Linked DNA regions of Mus musculus: region 1 is linked to region 2. A link is a loop called in an ENCODE intact Hi-C map of the cell type or tissue named here. Cell type or tissue: left cerebral cortex. All regions are shown on one strand. Each heading gives the region's core, and the rest is flanking DNA. Links, peaks and the distances in the headings are about the cores only.

Evidence for each region. A loop is a pair of places that touch in the nucleus more often than their neighbours do. Peaks named below come from ENCODE experiments on the same cell type or tissue, not always from the same donor. Only the 100,000 strongest peaks of a DNase experiment are listed, where the experiment ranks them.
Region 1: a loop joins it to region 2, with 2.2 times the contacts of the local background. A loop is called at or near these places in 4 of 42 quality-filtered maps.

What each region holds. Positions count from the first base shown.
Region 1 is chr7:66,036,387-66,044,719 of GRCm38, reverse strand. It overlaps Pcsk6 (proprotein convertase subtilisin/kexin type 6), which reads right to left. Exons shown (of 22, transcript NM_011048.1): 19 at 5,636-5,739; 20 at 1,076-1,205. Among named protein-coding and RNA genes, the nearest start is that of Snrpa1, 20 kb to the left of the region's middle. In left cerebral cortex, for the core only: no CTCF peak of the experiment used is centred there; a DNase peak (open chromatin) is centred at 4,761.
Region 2 is chr7:65,730,670-65,739,002 of GRCm38, reverse strand. No RefSeq gene overlaps it. Among named protein-coding and RNA genes, the nearest start is that of Gm33234, 41 kb to the right of the region's middle. In left cerebral cortex, for the core only: a CTCF peak has its summit at 4,791; a DNase peak (open chromatin) is centred at 4,780.

The DNA of each region.
Region 1 (8,333 bases), core at 328-8,327, 310 kb before region 2:
TTGCTCCTTCCCCGCACTGGCCCTTCTTATTCCAGTGCAAGGACTTGCTCTCATCAGCTCGCCGTGTATAGGTGACAATGCACTATAATTCTCAAAATAGCCCAGGAGGCAGAGCCCACTGTGGACTTTGTTACTGGGAGTGGGATCTGGGCATGGCTTCCCACCTCTGTTCAGACACAAGTTTCTCAGGGTGGCTTTGCTTTGAGTCTTTTGCAGATAGCAATCCCCTTCTTCCACTTCCCTCAAGGACCACACCTCCACAGCATCAGCACTATGCTTCCACAGCATCAGCACCATACCTCCACAGCATCAGCACTGTCACCTTCAAATGCCTTCCTCTTGCTCATACCACAGGCTGCCTTTCCTGTTCCTGGCCTGTTTGTGATGTCCTGAGTTAGTACAAGGCACAGCCAGCCAGGCATAGAAGAAAGCATGCCTGCTCCTGGAACAGTCCATGTCCCACAGTACAAGGGAGCACCCTTGGGTCCAGGGACACTTGCCAAGTGTATGTGCTCATGGGAGGAATAGACAGAGAACAGAGGGTTAAAACACATGCACACTGTCTATGCCAGGACTGGGTTTGCAATGAGGACATGACCATTTTATCTAAAATATGTAACTTAGAAAAAGCGTTAACTCCCATAAATGTGGTTTCGTTGGCCACCTATAATGTGAAAGCATACAGCACCATGGCTTGAGGCCCAGTGCCCTGTACCATCTGCTGCTGGGGTGGGAGGGCTGTGTGGCAGCACCTTGTGAATTCTGTTTCCTGTCCTAGCCCACTGCTACCCAGGGCCTGCATATGGAAAGTGCTTCACAAATAATTAGACATTAAGAGAGGCTTGAAGGCTGCCAGCTGGCTTGTGACTTTGGCGATCACTAACTATAGACATCCCTTCCTCAGTAAATGGTTTCCTGTCTGCCCTCTGCCCCTACAGCAGCAGTCGACAAGGCCTGTCAATCCCCTAGGCTCCGGGGGCACCGCCACCACACCTGGCCCTCCAGCTGCTCTTTCTACAGTGCCCAGATAACCACCATTCTGCATCAGCCTGGGCTACAGCCCAGAAGACCATACCTTCGACACACTTTGTGGGGTAAGCCAGGCATCTCCTCCGGGTAGAAGCCCTCACCGCAGGCCGGCACACATTTCCAGTCTTGGAAGTGGAAGCTTTTTGCACAGTGAATACACTCTTCTCTGCTGGGCCCTGACAGGTGCAGGAGAAGAAGCAGATGTCATGAACATGTCTGGTGTTCTAGAATATCTGTGGGAACACTTTGATGTCCCTAGGCTGCCCACACAGCTTCCTAGGAGCTCAGTGAGGGCTGGGTATGTGACTTCTGGGGGTAGTTCACCCTCCCCACTTCACAGATGGGAACATCAGAGGCCTAAGCTTAGCCCAGTGGGAAGCACTGCTAGGGCCTTGGTGACTGACTTCAATTGCATGCATTTCCTTTACCATCAGTTTTAGGATAAAATCATTCAGTAGCCACTCAGTGGCCAGGCTGAGTTGTGCTGTGAGGGTAGAACACAAACATATGAATGCTGATGTGATGGGGTCTGAGATTCACTGGGCTAAACTGGGCGTGGTCCCTGTGCTGTCTGAATGAAAACAGCCCCTATAGACTCATAGAGGGTGGTATTACTGAGGAATCGCTTTGTTGTAGTAGATGTGGCTGTGGTGGAGGAAGTATGTCACCAAGGAACAGGCCTAGTGGCATACTGTCTTTCCCTGCTACCTACAGGTACAGGTGTAGAGCTCTCAGCTACCTCTCCAGCACCATGTCTCCCTACATGCTACCATGTTTCCCACCATGATGACTCTGGACTGTAAGCCAGCTCCAATTCAATGTTGTCCTTTATAAGAATTGCTGTGGTGTCTCTTCACAGCAATAGAAACCCTAAGTACCCAAATTATCTCCACATGGTTCTCACTTTTTTCTTGTGCATGAAGGCATATGTACCTGTGTGTGTGTATGTGTGTGTGTGTGTGTGTGTGTGTGTGTGTGTAGCTTGGAAGGCAACACCAGATAAACTGTCAGGAAAACTGCCTATCACTTTTGAGATAAGAACTCCTTTTGGCTTGGAGCTCACTATTAGGATAGACTGACTGGCTAGTGAGCCCCAGGGCTCTGTTTTGAGGCTTCTGTAATTGACAAGAATATCTTATGGTGTAGTTGTGTGGCCAACCTACCCCTCAAACTGGGATTCTCTAATTAGTTTGTTTGTTTGAGACAAGTTGTGTGTGTGTCTACCCCTGGCTGTCCTGGAACTCACTCTTCAGACCAACTTCTGGCTTTGAACTCAGAGATGCACCTGCCTCTGCCTCCCAAGTGCTGGGATCAAAGTTGTGCTCCACACCGCCCGGCTTTGAGGCACTGGGTTTAGTCCCTAGCACCAGAAAATAAGAAATTAGAAAACGGTGTTGGCTGCAGGATCAGTTGGAAAAATGCTAGAACTCTGGAGGTGAATGATGGCCATGGTCATGGCCATGACAAGCCCATGTGAATATGCTTAAAGCCACTGATCTGTGCATCTGAAAATGGCCATGCTGGGATGGCAGGCACAGCAAGGGTGTGAACAATCGCATCTGAACAGTCCCAGAGGGCAAGTTCTCCTGATGTGCCTGTGATGTCCTGACTGTCAGCTTGAGTGTATTTAGAACCACCTGGAGACACACCTCTGGCTTGTCTATGAGGACATTTCCAGTGAAGTCTAACTGCCCTCGATGTGGGTGGCACCACCCCATGCATTGAGGCACTGGACTGAATAAAAAGGGGGGAAGCAGGAGGCCAGCTAAGCCCCAGCATGCATCTCTCTTTCCTAGCTGGGCATGCAGCGTGGCCAGCTGGTGCATACTCTTTCTACTACTGCTAGAGCCTTTCATGCTATCGTGCCTTCCCTATCACAACGGAGGGCATCCACAAACCACGAGCCAACACAAATCCATCAAAAAGTTGCTTTTGCCAAGTATGTTGCTAATGAAAGACACCAATGCCAACTATAGCAAGAATAGGACAACCACAGTATCCAATATGCAGTCATGTTTCCGAATAGTTAGAAGGGAAGACCTTGAGGGTTCCCAACACATAGAAATAAATATTTGGGGAGATGGAAACACTCATGACCTTGACTTAGCCATCACACATTGAATGCAGGCACTGAAAGAGATCATGGAACCTCAAAAATCAGTACCGATGTGTCAACTAGATTTTTTTGAGTGGTTGAGATTGTAAACTTTACGTTACATATATCTTAACAACAAAACATGCTGGTGAGCACATTTGCTATGAAACTACTCTCATAACTACTAATGAATGTCATACTCAAAACCTCTCAAGGATTCCATTCGGTCTCTAGAGGCCTGTGGGCACCAGCAGTAAGAGCCCCCACAGTGCTAATGAAAACGGCACAATGGGCTATGCTTATGCTAAGCCACCATGCTATGTCTAGTACAAATAGAGATACAGACCTTTGTGTAGAGGCAAGAAAACCATGCTGTGAGAAGCGCTAAGGTTTCTTTGGAAACCTCTCTGGAACTGTTGTGGTATTTCTTTCTCTTGCTGTTTCTTGTTGGGTTTTCCCAGGCACAGGCCAGGGTCAACCCTCCCAAGGGCCTAGGGAACTGCCCCATGATCTAGCGAGCATGTACACATGTCCACTGGCTGCCACTTGCCCTGGGTGGATAGGTGCAAAGCAGCACTTCCCTCTCCCATGGGTCAGCCCATCAACACCGAGCCAAAATTCACAACCTCAATGCCAGGATGCTCTGGGCACCAGCCCTGGAGGTAGTCAGGAGAGCCTCAGTCCCAGGGTACTTGGACCACAGCAGGCTAGCCACCATGCTGAACTAAAGATGGCATCAGGCACAGGTGCTTCAAGGGAGATAACACGTGACATGGAGCAAGGAGCTCCCGATGACTGTGAGTGGGGAGGAGAAGGCTCTGGGACCCATCACTGCCTCGAGTTAAGTGTGTTTTAGACAAGTTAAAAAGAGCCCCCATGGGGAGACATGGAGAATTCCTCTCCTCTAAGAGCTCTGCAGCTGCCTGATATTGAAAGAAATGCTTCAAGGGAGGGAGGAGACGCGGGACTGAGATAAGAAAACTTATGAGTGATCCAATGCCACTGCCTGCTAGGCAGTCTGGGGACCTCGAGAAAGACAGGCGAATTGAATTATTGAAGTCAAAAGAGTTAAAGGACCATAGCCCTCAGTGCTATGGATTCAAGTGACTCTGACATTTAAACAGGTAGCACTGGAGACACTTCTTAAACCAGGACTAAAATCCAGACATAAAAACCAGCAAGGGCAACTCTCTGAGGAAAGCTGGCGTCTACCCATGGAAAAGCCTCTTGCTAAGGTTAAGCCTAGATCCTTCTGGGGTTGTCTGAGGATGGGGTGGAGGGAGGCATGCACAGTGGGCTAGGGTCAGCACCACCCGTGGCTTGTGGATGCTGGGATCTCTGGCACGTCCACTTGGATAGTACAGCTGATAGCAGTATGAGGCCCCCACGGGACCACACGGAAGACGACGGTACCCGCCTTCTGGCCTTTTTAATAAATGGTTTTGTGGCAAACGAGATTTAGCTGAGACCTAATTCTTATATTGTCACTGCAGCAAAAACTCCATCTAACGTGAGTTTCTTAGAAGGCACCAAAGTGCTGGGGGCGGGAAGAAAACGGAGGAGAATGCTTCACCTGGAACGGATCTGAGCACATAACTCACCACGCATGCGGAGGACTGCAAAATGAAACCCAATAAAATGAATGAAATCCCCGCTACACTCTGCATAAAACCTGTGCCCGGAGACATCGGTGCTATAATCTCGATGGGAAACGATAATGCATGTAAAATTGTTTATGGCAGTCTTTCCCTCTCTGACTAAAACGTTCAGAATAAGTGGAGAGGGTTACAGAGAACTGAAGTTCTGCTTTATCACTCGGCGCTGGCGCCCGGCTCAGGCCCCACACCTCTCAGAGGCCTCTCAGTCTTTATGGTGCTGCGTTTTAGTTAATTCTGCAGCAAGACTAGAGTTTTAAAGCCAGCCAGCTTACGAGCTGCTGAACCTCCTCTCTCTTGTGTAGAAGCGCTCGTGGCTTTTGCTCTGCATTCGGAACCAAAGGACGGCTATGGGTTTAAAGCTGGGAAATCCAGGGCCACTTGCTCAGAGTGGGTCTCTCTCTGCGGTTTGGATTGTGGTTTTGTTTTTAATTTAAAAAACTGTTGGTATCTGATACATAGCAAACTGTACCGGATCAAACATCTTCAAGTGTGTAGTCGGGTGGCATTACTGAGTTCACACCAGTGGGCAGTCATTACTACCCTCTGTCTCATTTCCCCTAACTTGCACTTCTGTGCTCATTAAACAGCAGCTCCGCATTCTCCCACTCCAGCCTTGGGAGTCTAGGAGGACCTTTGTGGTTTTACAGTCTTATTTCCCCCAGAGGTCCTACACAGGAGGCAAATGCTCTACCCGTGAATTACACTTTAAGCCCCTTGCCTTTAAATTTTACTCTGTAATAAATCCAGGAACCCACAAAGTTACAGAACTTCCTGAATTTCAAGGTAGCTGGCCTGTTCACCTCCGGGAGCAAGCATACAAATGTCCAATGAGACCAAAGCCTTGGCAGCTTACCCACACAGGTCCGGCAGGTGTGATGGCATTCCCCACATTTGACGAGCTCTGAATCGAAGTAGGTACCCGGTTCACAGTCCGGAATGCAGCTGCCCCGTGCCAGGCTGGTAAGAAGAAAAGTAGGCCAGTTTCCATGTCTGTCCCGAAATTCTAATTAAATTAGAATCTGTCCTCAAACGCTTTTCACAGGAGGAAATGAAAGTCATCAGAGCGCAGCGCCTTGTGTCACCGATAGTTCCCAGCTAATGAAAGCTGGCAAAGCCATCCTGAAGCCAGCTGGAGGTTCTGAGGCCTCCAGCCTGCTGCAAGAGGTCAGAGCTTCCAGCTTTCTCCTGTGCTAGGATGGCTTATCTCTGTAGCTTTTCCTGAGACCTGAGTCAGAAATTATCTCTGTAGCTTTTTCTGAGACCTGAATCAGAAATCTCCCATTTCCCTGGAAATCTGGAGCACTGAGCAGTTGCCACTGCGGCAAGCTAGTTCCAGCTTACTGGTTTGAGTCCCCAGAGGATGTGTGTGTGTGTGTGTGTGTGTGTGTGTGTTGACCTTTAGTTCTGGATCTGCTCTGGTTTCTTCCTTACTCTCCTGTTTTACATGAACTTGAAACAAGAGCCTCTGGCATCTGGCAGCCTGCCACATCTGGCTTCTGCCTTCCTTTCTTACCCTATCAGTGCCTGTATACCTGTTCATTAGCTAGGCAGCCCGGCAAAGCATCATGGACACAGACCACTGATACAGGACCTGGCTCCACCACCAGCTACCCCAGGCGAGCCAGCAAGGCCCATTTCCTCCTAGGAGTTGGTTCCTATGGCATAAAGCTGCTTGGCAGATTCACTGAACAAATACATATAACTGTCAGTGTCTGGCACACGGCAGTGTAAAGAAGTGTCACCTACTATGCTGTCTTTGGTTCCTGGGATTGCACTGTGTACGATACACAGTTGTAAATGGGGTTGCCGATAAACAGATTGAGCCGAGGCTCTAGAGTGCACCTGTCAGCTCCAGCATGTCCTGCTGTGATGTGATTTATAATTAGAAATATATATTTAGTCTCATCCTGGCACACAACTCCAAAACTCTTTAGAATCAATAAGTGTCATTTTGCATGCTAGTGAGATAACTGGTGCTGGGGGCTCTTCTGTGGCTTCATGGTGGGGGAAACTGGTTGCCAGGTAGACAAACCATTGATCAGAGTAGGAACTTCCAGTCTCACCACCCCAACCTCAGAGGAGGTGAAAGAAACTGAAGGTGCAATTAGTCACCAATGGCCAATAACATTAACATTAACTCCATAATGGAGTCTCCATGGCAACTCCAAGAAACATGATTTGGAGTTTCCAAGTTGATAAACAAGAACATATACTTAACTCAGGAGGCTGAGTCAGGGGTACTGCCATGAGTTCAAGGACCATTTTGAACACAAAGAACACATCCATTCACCTGCTGGGAGGGTGTTGCACCCAACTCCACAGGAATGGGAGGTCCTTGACCCTGCCAGTGTTGCTCTATGTGTAATACCACTTCATCTGCCTCCTTTTTAACACCTGTGGAATACATGGCTAAAGTAAGGAAACGCCACCCGGTTCTGGGAGCAGGTGTAGTAGCAAAGCAATCAGACCCAAGGAGAGGCCGAGGGAACTCCGACAGCCAGCTGGAAGCCAGGATGGTTCACCCTGGGGTCTGGGTCTAGCCTCAGAAGCAGGATCGGCATCGAGCACTGAGTTCTCAACTTGTGGGCTCTGGTGCCAGGTGTGGGTGGATAGGTGTGAGAATTAAGTAAGGTTTGTGGGGTAGCCAGTGGCTATCATCCACCCATTCATGTTTTGATGTCCAGAACATAAGTGTTCTGTACTACATAAATAGAGTAGGAAACCCCCACCCCCACTCCCACGTGTTGCACCTCCATCTAGTGGGGTGGTGCCCACAGGGTTGCGAGCTCCTCACCACAGATGGCAGATGCTCGCCTGGGCCTTTTCCTCACAGTGATGCCAGGGCCATCATGCAGGACAGTTAAATCATGTTTGTAATAACTTCCCTGTGAACCCCTCCAGTGTTTATCCCCCTAAAGAGATGGATGGCCGGGAGGCGGCGGCTAGGCTGTTCTCTCACAGCTGTGACGTGACAGCAATGATTTGAAGTCACAGCTGAGGAGGATATTGGGCAATAAAAGGAAGCTTTCTGTGGATTATGGCTGGCCATGTTTCCCTGCTTTGTTTGTGCTCCTCCGTGAAAGCATATTACTGCAGCCATCATTCCTGCAGAGTGACTGCTGCCTGAGAGGCTCTTCCTCCCCTGCATCCGCACCCGACTTTGCTCTTCCCCACAGGACACAGAGATAGGTCCTCTGGGAAATAGGTTTCAGGGAGTTGGATCCACAGTCTTCTATCCTTTGTACCTTATGCTAGCAGCCCAGGGTTTGAGGGCCCACACCAGTGCTAGAGGAGCCCAGGATATTAAAGCCGGCTCCTCTCAGCCCCCAGCCATGGCCTCTAGTAAAATGTCTCCTTTCTCTCAGCTATATTCCCTTCTGGGGGGATATCTTCCTGGAGCCGTGGATCCTGGACCCTTTGCTCCTAATCTTGCTCTGTCTAGCTAACAGGTTTAAAGGAGCAGCAAGTACGATGTGACAAGTTGGAAGGTCTTGCTTTCCCTTCCTGTCCCCCAGACTCTGATGTGAAAGGGCAGGATGCAGGCAATGTCA
Region 2 (8,333 bases), core at 22-8,021:
AACTTTTGACAATGAAAAATAGAGCTAGGAGAAATTCGGCTCTAAACAGCCTTGGAGAGAGGGAGGTAGGTAAGTGGTTTCCCTCCTATAGCCCGAGAGAGTGACCCTCCTAAAACCTTGACAGCTGGAGCCAAAGTGCTTTGACATTTCTGACACCCAAGCTTCAAGAGGAATCTCTGTGTGTTACTCTAAGCCATGAGTTCATGATGGTTTGTGGATGAGGCTTCCCGTTGTTTCTGGGTGGCTGAGGGAAGAGTCAGTTATGCAGATGTGAGGACATCTGGTGGAATCTGCTGGGCCATCAGGCTGAGAACACCATCCATCCACAACCTTGCTTGTACTTGGTAAGTACTGTATTCATCCCTCTCTGCTCAGACCCTGGTCCCAGCCTACCAGGAAGCCTGCCTGGTGCCTCAGGTCCCACCAGTTGCAGGCACCTTTGCAAGCTTCCCCTTCAGCATCTGCAGACCCAGAACTTCAATTGCTAATCACCTACTCCCAGGCTGCCCACTTTGGTCTCAGCTATGTGGATCCCTTCTGGACCATTCTGTAGCTGGCTATCACTCTGTCCAATGAAGTCTGTATCCATGACAGCATTTTACATACGTGGGTAGCTCTCCTAAGTCTCCCCAATAGATTGTACTTTTATTGTGGTTAATAATTCTATATTAAGTTCCCCTGAGTGATGTTTGTCTCCTGGTCAGATTTAGCCTACTTTGTATGATTCCATGATGAACTTTTAAATTAAATCTGCGTTATTTTCTTATCACAGTCTAGAAAAATCAACAAAACAACATCTAAGCCCTCACTTGTAATGTTGGCCAATATCCCTTCTACTTCCAATTTCCAGCTGTCAACACATCACAGAACATGGATTTAGGAAGAGAGAGATGTCTTGTGGCTACCATTATCTACAGTTTCTATTGATATAACACACAGATACAAGCCCTAAGCATAAATAATTTGGTAAAATTAATTAGGAAGTGTTGGTTCTCATATAGCATACTTAATTGCAAGTTCAAATAATTAATGGTTAACATGCCTGTGTTTAACAACTGGTTCGCAAAAATTCCAGATCACTTAAAAGTTGGCTTTTCTTGAGTACTACAAACCAGCTGCTGGCCAGCCCTGGGACAGAGGCCTTGGGCAACATGCCAAAGGTGCTGAGTACACTTTCTGTCAGGGCTGGCCTCTTCAGGGAGCAAAGGCGGTCTTTTGATGGCCTGCTGGGGTGAACCTGGGTCAGGAGGAGCCTTCACTGACCACATTTGTCGCTCCTGTCTTCCACTGTGACCTTATCTGCCCTCCATCGTGCCTGGTAACACGTGCACTTCTGGACAGCAGCGTCAGTTACCAGGCCCCATGCTTCTTAGAGCAACGAGTGTCTTGGTAGACACTGTTCCCAAGTATGGCTGAGGTGACTGGGATCAGGCAACCATACCTAGGTGTGCAAGCTTCAAAACTCACCTCACTACTCGCTAGCCAAGGGACTCAGAGCCAATCATCCACCGCCCACACATGCCCAATGAATCATGGTTCCAATGAGGGTGGAACAAGGTCATGGAAGCAAGGACAGGGCCCTCTAACTGAAGCAGCCGTGCTGGAGCCAGCGGCATACTCCCTGGGAACCAGCAGCGGGTCCAGATCACAGAATGCTATCAGATAGCCCAGCCTTCCCCCTACAGAAAACAAAACCCAGGCAAGCCACCTGACCTTTCTCTTGCATGTTTCCCAGGGATCAAAGAGCCTCTAACATTAACCCCAGAGGAGCTATTCCCAAATAGAGATAAAAATATTCCCTGTGCCCACTCCTGAAATTTTCTAAGGTATCCTCTGCGAGGGAGTGATCAGTGCCACCAAGGGGCCAGCTGGCTGGAAACAGAGTGGGGAAGCCTGGGTCGAGGTTCCCAGTCTGCTGCCTGCCTGGGGCCTGTGCTGTCCAGGGAATGAAGCTGCACCAAGACTCACAAGCATCATCCAGGCTGCAGCTTGGGTGTGGTCAGTGTGAAGGTAGCCTTAGCCTGGTTCTTCCTCGGCAAGACACTAGGAAGATGGTCCATGAAAGTGATCCCCGAGCATACATGTGAGGCTAACTCAGAGAGATATGGACAGAGACCCTAGAAAGTTATGGCCAGTGCCCCCACCCTCACCCCTGACTCGCTGCCAAGGGGATTCCCATCTTCCACCTAGGACCGTGCTCTCCTGCTCCCTCCAGCCTGGAGCTGGGGCCCATCCTGGGTCCAGTAGTCCAGGCCTTAGCAAACACCACATTGTGGTGCGGGTCCTCAAAGGATCAAGATTTTCCTCTGGTAAATCCAAAGGGGATGTTCTCAGAAGAGACGACCCCAACCCCAGATGGAGATGCCAGCACTGGACCTGCCCTCCCCACCCTGCCTGCTGCCTGTCTCCTGGCTTCATCCAGAATATCAAACAGCAAGTCTGGCTTAGCGGACCTGCAGGAATGGCCAGATTGTGGGATCTTGCTGTCCAGGAAGACTCCTGTCTAGTCAGTCCTTCCTCGTCTCACCTTTTCCCTTATCCCAAGTGTGGCCAAGCCACCAATTCACAGACATGTTAGCCAATGTGCCTTTTCTTCTTGGTCTTGTTAGTGAAAGGTGGATGACAGGTTAAAAGCAAGGTTCCAGCCACCAGAAACGATGGATAGAAAAACACCAACACACTCTGATATACAGACCTGCAGGAATGTGCAGGTGTACACGTGAGCATATAGTTACCCGCCCACAGTTACAGACATTCACACATGTACGTGTGTCAATGTACATTGTGTATGCATACACTGACTGTTGTCCCTCAGTACCTTCTGAGACTGGTTCTAGGATCCCAATCCTTGCAGTGTTCAAGTGTGGCACGTAAAACAATTGTAGTGTTTACATGTAACCTTTGCACGGACCAATACACAGAGTGAATGCCATCTGAAGAGCTGGTTCTTCCAAGGCTGTATATTTAGAGAATAATGAAGAAAAAAACATCTGTACAAGACCAGGCAGTGGTGGCACATGCCTTTAATCTCAGCACTTGGGAGGCAGGGACAGGTGGACTTCTGTGAGTTCAGGACAGCCAGAGCTCATAATAGAGAGACCACGTCTCCAAACCAAACCAAGCACCTGTACACTCACATGTATTTTCAATCTATGATTGCTTGAATCCATGATCACAATATTTGGGTGCAGGGGGGTGGGAGGGAGGGAGGGAGGGAGGGAGAGAGAGAGAGAGAGAGAACGAGCCATTAATGTACAGGGCTTAACAAGGCTCAAATAGACAGACACCTAAACCAAGCACCAGGTATGGCCTTCACAGAACATTCCTTCCAGACAAGGATTCCAGAGAGGTGCCTGGGCATATCACTTTCATCCAGACCAGGAGGTGAGTGTCCCTGGTTTTCAGGCTCCTGGTGGCAGAGAGTAAAGAGGCCTCTGCTCTTTCCCTTGCTATTCTCTTCCTGCTGTGATATTACTCATGCCTGTGGTTTTAAGTACCATGAGAGATGTCAAGGACTCTTGTCTTGTTCCTTTGGTCTGACTGCCCCTGGGCTCCAGAACCCAGAGATACTGTCACCCTTTGACATCTTCCTCAGACTGCCTACGATGCGTCCATCATCTTCCTGGTGCCCAGCCAGAGCCCTGAGTACTTCTGGGACCATCGTTTTCCCCCATGGCCATCCTTCACCTAACATTCTCATGTTTCATTCCCTAGTATTACTTGGGTCCACTGTGGCTCAGCATCACCATCACCACCCTGAATGGTACCCATCTTCACTCTCCAATCAGTGTGGCCAGACTGGTCTTTGCAGGACTCAACTCTCATCCCACCCCTGTCTTAGTTCTAAGTTTAGTAACAGCTCTTCCGTGCTTTGAAACTATTCTTGTTCCATTCTGCTGATGTAATAAAAATTAAAACAAAGCAAAACAAAACAAAAGAAAAGCACAAAAAACATTTGGGCCAAAAGCAACTTGGGTGAGGAAAAGATTTATCTCTGTTCATGGGTTTACTGTCCATCACTGAGAGAATCAGGTCAGGAACTTGAAGCAGAAACCATGGAGGAAAGTTGTTTGCTAGCTAGCTTATACATGCTTAGCTAGCTTTCTTATACATCCCAGAAACATTGCCTAGGGAATGGTACTACCCACAGAGGGCATGAACATGAATACACACACACACACACACACACACACACACACGCAGAGAGAGAGAGAGAGAGAGAGAGAGAGAGAGAGAGAGAGAGAGAGAGAGAGATGCCCACTAGCCTAATTGATCTAGGTAATCCCTCAGTGGCCACTTTCTTTTCAGGTGACCCCCGGCCATGTCAAATTGACAGTAAAAGCAAACTGCAGCACTTTCTCCTATGCTAGAGCTTCTCTGAAGACTCAGCCCAAAGCCTCCCACGTGCTAGGCTGGCACTCTACCATTGAGCTACATCCCAAGCCTTCTCTTTGCTTGTTTTTGTATTCAGAGTGCCCAGCACATTGGCCTGCGTGATGTAGATGCTTGAGATGCATTTGATAAGGAGGGCAGAGGGAGGAAGTGGGGGAGGAGAAGAGAGGGAGAAAGGGAGGAAGGAAATGGAAGTGGGCAGGGCCCTATCTGTCTGACCAAGTCTCCAAGCTCCCATCTGGTCCTGCCTGGAACTTTACTCTGACTTTTTAAAGTTGAACACAAGTACTGGTCTCAATATGGTCCCTAGGGTTCTCAGGTGTCTAAATCCCATAGGACATGTCCATGTGCTAGGCTGGGGCTAAGCATGTTTCCCAGGTCTAGTGGAGCCTCCCTGTGGATGTCAGTGCTACACACATCTCTACCCAAGAAGTTTCGGACTCCTTCAAGATTTCCCCAGTGGCCAATAAGTAGGTTGAGAATCGGTCCAGACAAGTGTGAAGTGTGTCCAGAGCAAGTCCTGGCTTTATGAGTGTGTGTGCATAATGTGTGTGTGTGTGTGTGTGTGTGTGTGTTTGAGTGTGCATACATGTGTGCTTGCGTGTTCATATGGGTACATATGTTTATCCAGCAGTTTCTAACTCTTTCCACCTTTCTCCACTGGCCAATAAGTAGAGAACCTTGACAGGTATGCTAAGTGCTGGTGATGACTCTCTCTCTCTCTCTCTCTCTCTCTCTCTCTCTCTCTGTATGAGTGTGTGTGTTGCTTGCTTGTATGTGAGTGCCTGTTCATGTGTGTGACTATAGGCATGCATGTGGACCAAGGCATGCAAATGGAAGTCAGAGGACAACCTCCGTTGTTTACACTGTCTGATGCAGAGTCCCTCTATTCATTTGCCACTGAGAATAAGCTAGCTTGGCCTGTAAGTCTCTTGGAATTCTCCGGTCTCCATCCCACATCTCACTGAAGAAGTGCCAGGATTACAGGTGTGCACCACAGCATCCTGCTCTATGTGCTTTCAGGGGATCTGAGTTAGGTCCTTCTGCTTGCATGAGCATCCCCACCATCCTGTGCTGGCTTTAAAGAGAAGCCAACCTGCCTCATCCCTGCAGAGCTCTTGCTTAGCACATCCATTGGGGCAGATACACCTGGGCTGCTCTGCATGGCAGGAGTCTGCTGGCTGAATAGTCAAGCACAAGGGCACTGGACAGAAGGGTACAGCACTGACTAAACCTGTCACTCCCACACAAAGGAGCCATCAAAGTATTGGAGCAAGGCTCTGGCTCCATCCAGTAGCTCTAGAAGGGCAGCCCTGGTCACCAGGGAGGAGAAAGACTTCAAAGAGACATTGGAACTCTAGTATAGAGCCTGTGAACAACCAACAGAGCATGTGGCAGTGAGGCACCGTCCACTGCCATTCATCCATAGGCTAGAGTCTCACAGCAGTGCTTGGGGCATCATGATCCTGCAGCAGGTGGGGGGCAAGGGCACTGACCTAGTCTTGGGCACCCCTGCAGGATCCCAGGAATCCCCATGTCTGGGTGCCTGCTACAGGGACCCCGATCTAGAGCACTCAGATCAATCACAACAGACACTCTGCTCCTGACAACCTGTCCCTCTAGCTACCTCTGTCTAGTACAGCACCCAGTCTCTACCCGGCTCCCAGCACAGGACCTTCCTCAATTCCCAGGGCACCGCCTTCCTTCTAAGCTCTTCCCAGTTGTTTAATAGAGTCAGGACTGGTGAGGTTGTGTGTGTTTAACCATGGCTGCAAGAAGAGGCTGAGGTGAAGTCTTACGTATGGGATAACACACATGCTAAATAGCTTTCCACTCTTCTTACTTTGGGGTAGGACTTCATCTGCTACCCCTCAGCACATCCCATGAGTCATTACTGAAGTTTATTGTCATTAGTGTTTCTTTAAGCAGTTCACTCTGGCTACCTCAAGTACAGACTGACCTTGACCGTCCTGATTAAGACCAAATAGTGAAGAACATTTTACTGGGTGGGACTGGAGTGGAACCCACGAAGCCAGGCAGTAGACAAAGGCTGTACCGAGGAGCCCAGACTGATGCTATTAGCATGGTACTAGTTATCAGCAAGTGAGATGGGGAGCTCTGCTCTCTAGCCTGTCATACCTCCAGTCTGCCATACCCATGTCCAAGTGAGTAAGCATAGCATGACCGAAATCACATGCTGTTAGGACGACCCACACCCCCACATCCTATGAAGCTATGTCCCTGTATTTTCAATTGTTGGTTGCTGTGCAGGCAGAGCTAAGTGCTGGCAGCAGGTTTGGTACTGTCCTCTCAATAGCCCATTACAAGACTTCCATATGTAAATGCTTGTTCTCCCTCGTCTGCCCAATCTCAGACGATTCTCTGAGATTATATTAAAAAGCAAGCTGCCCTCGTGAAGGTCACACACAGCCCTTAACACCAAAGGGCAACCCAGAGATGTATCAGGGTTGTCTTCCTGCTGATTGGTCCCAATGAGAACGTGGCTTTTTGCACAATAAAGAGGTGGCAGCTGGAACAGGAAGTACAGGTGAGACTTCCAGGCAGGCAGAGATGCAGGAGAGAGAATCAGGAAACAACAGAAGCCTACACACATTTTCTGTATCCCAGCATATGTAGCAGAAGAAGGCCCAGTCGGCCATCACTGGGAAGAGAGGCCCCTTGGTCTTGCAAACTTTATATGCCTCAGTACAGGGGAACGCCAGGGCCAAGAAGTGGGAGTGGGTGGGTAGGGGAGCGGAGTGGGAGGGGGGAGAGGGTATAGGGGACTTTTGGGATAGCATTTGAAATGTAAATGAAGTAAATACATAATAAAAAATTGGAAGCCGGGCAGTGGTGGCACACGCCTTTAATCCCAGCACTCTGGAGGCAGAGGCAGGCAGATTTCTGAGTTCGAGGCCAGCCTGGTCTACAGAGTGAGTTCCAGGACAGCCAGGGCTATACAGAGAAACCCTGTCTCAAAAAAACAAACAAATAAATAAATAAATAATTGGAAAAAAAAAAGAAACCCACACACTCATTAAAAAGAGTGACTTCCCAGTGAACTGGTGGGAATGGGCTGGGATCAATTACACTCCTGATGTGAGCCCCAGCAAGTGATTCTGGTGCACAACAGCCTGTGACGAGGCCCATGATCCTGCAGCGGCCACCACACTGACCGGGACATAGCTGAGGACCTGCTATGGCTTGACTGTGGTTTGTGGCTCTCTGTCACTGAATGCTCTCCAGTGATAAAAGGCTTAAATACAAACTGCTTACTATTGAGAAGTGACTGGACTTGGGGAGGTAGAAGCCTTTGCACTAAGTCCTGAGCTACCGACTGTGTAGCCTCGGGAAGTCCAACTGACCCAACAATGAGGAGCTGTGACTGAGAAGTCCAAGAGTCTAGTAGTCACTCAGTCCCACAAGGTTAGGCGTTTCCGCTGGTCTTCTGAATAAGCTGGAATCCTGAAGAAGCAGGTTCCAACAGATGTGCTGGCCATCAAGAGCAAGCAGGTAAAAAAAAGTGAGTCTTCCTTCTTCCATTGCTCTTATGTAGGCCTCTAACAGAAAGTATGGCCCAAGGTGTGTATCACCATGTCTGGACTTGGAATTTGCTCTGTCCCAGGCTGGCCTTGAACTCTGATCTGCTTGCCTCTGTCTCCTGAGATTGAGGGTGTGTACTACCTTGCCTGGTTCTAAGCTTTTCATGGCCACTATGCCTCAAGATCTGGATCAAAAGCGTGCATTATCCCATGTCAAGATCCGGGTCAGAACCCTGTGTCTTCCAACCTCAAGATCAAGATCATAGGTGTGCCCCCCATTTCTGGATTGTAGTTCAAGATGTAGTCAAGTTGGCAACCAGGGATAGCCATCACGGGAGGAAAGGACTTATTCAGCTCACAGTGTACAAGTCCATCATCACTGAAGGAACCCAAGGAAGG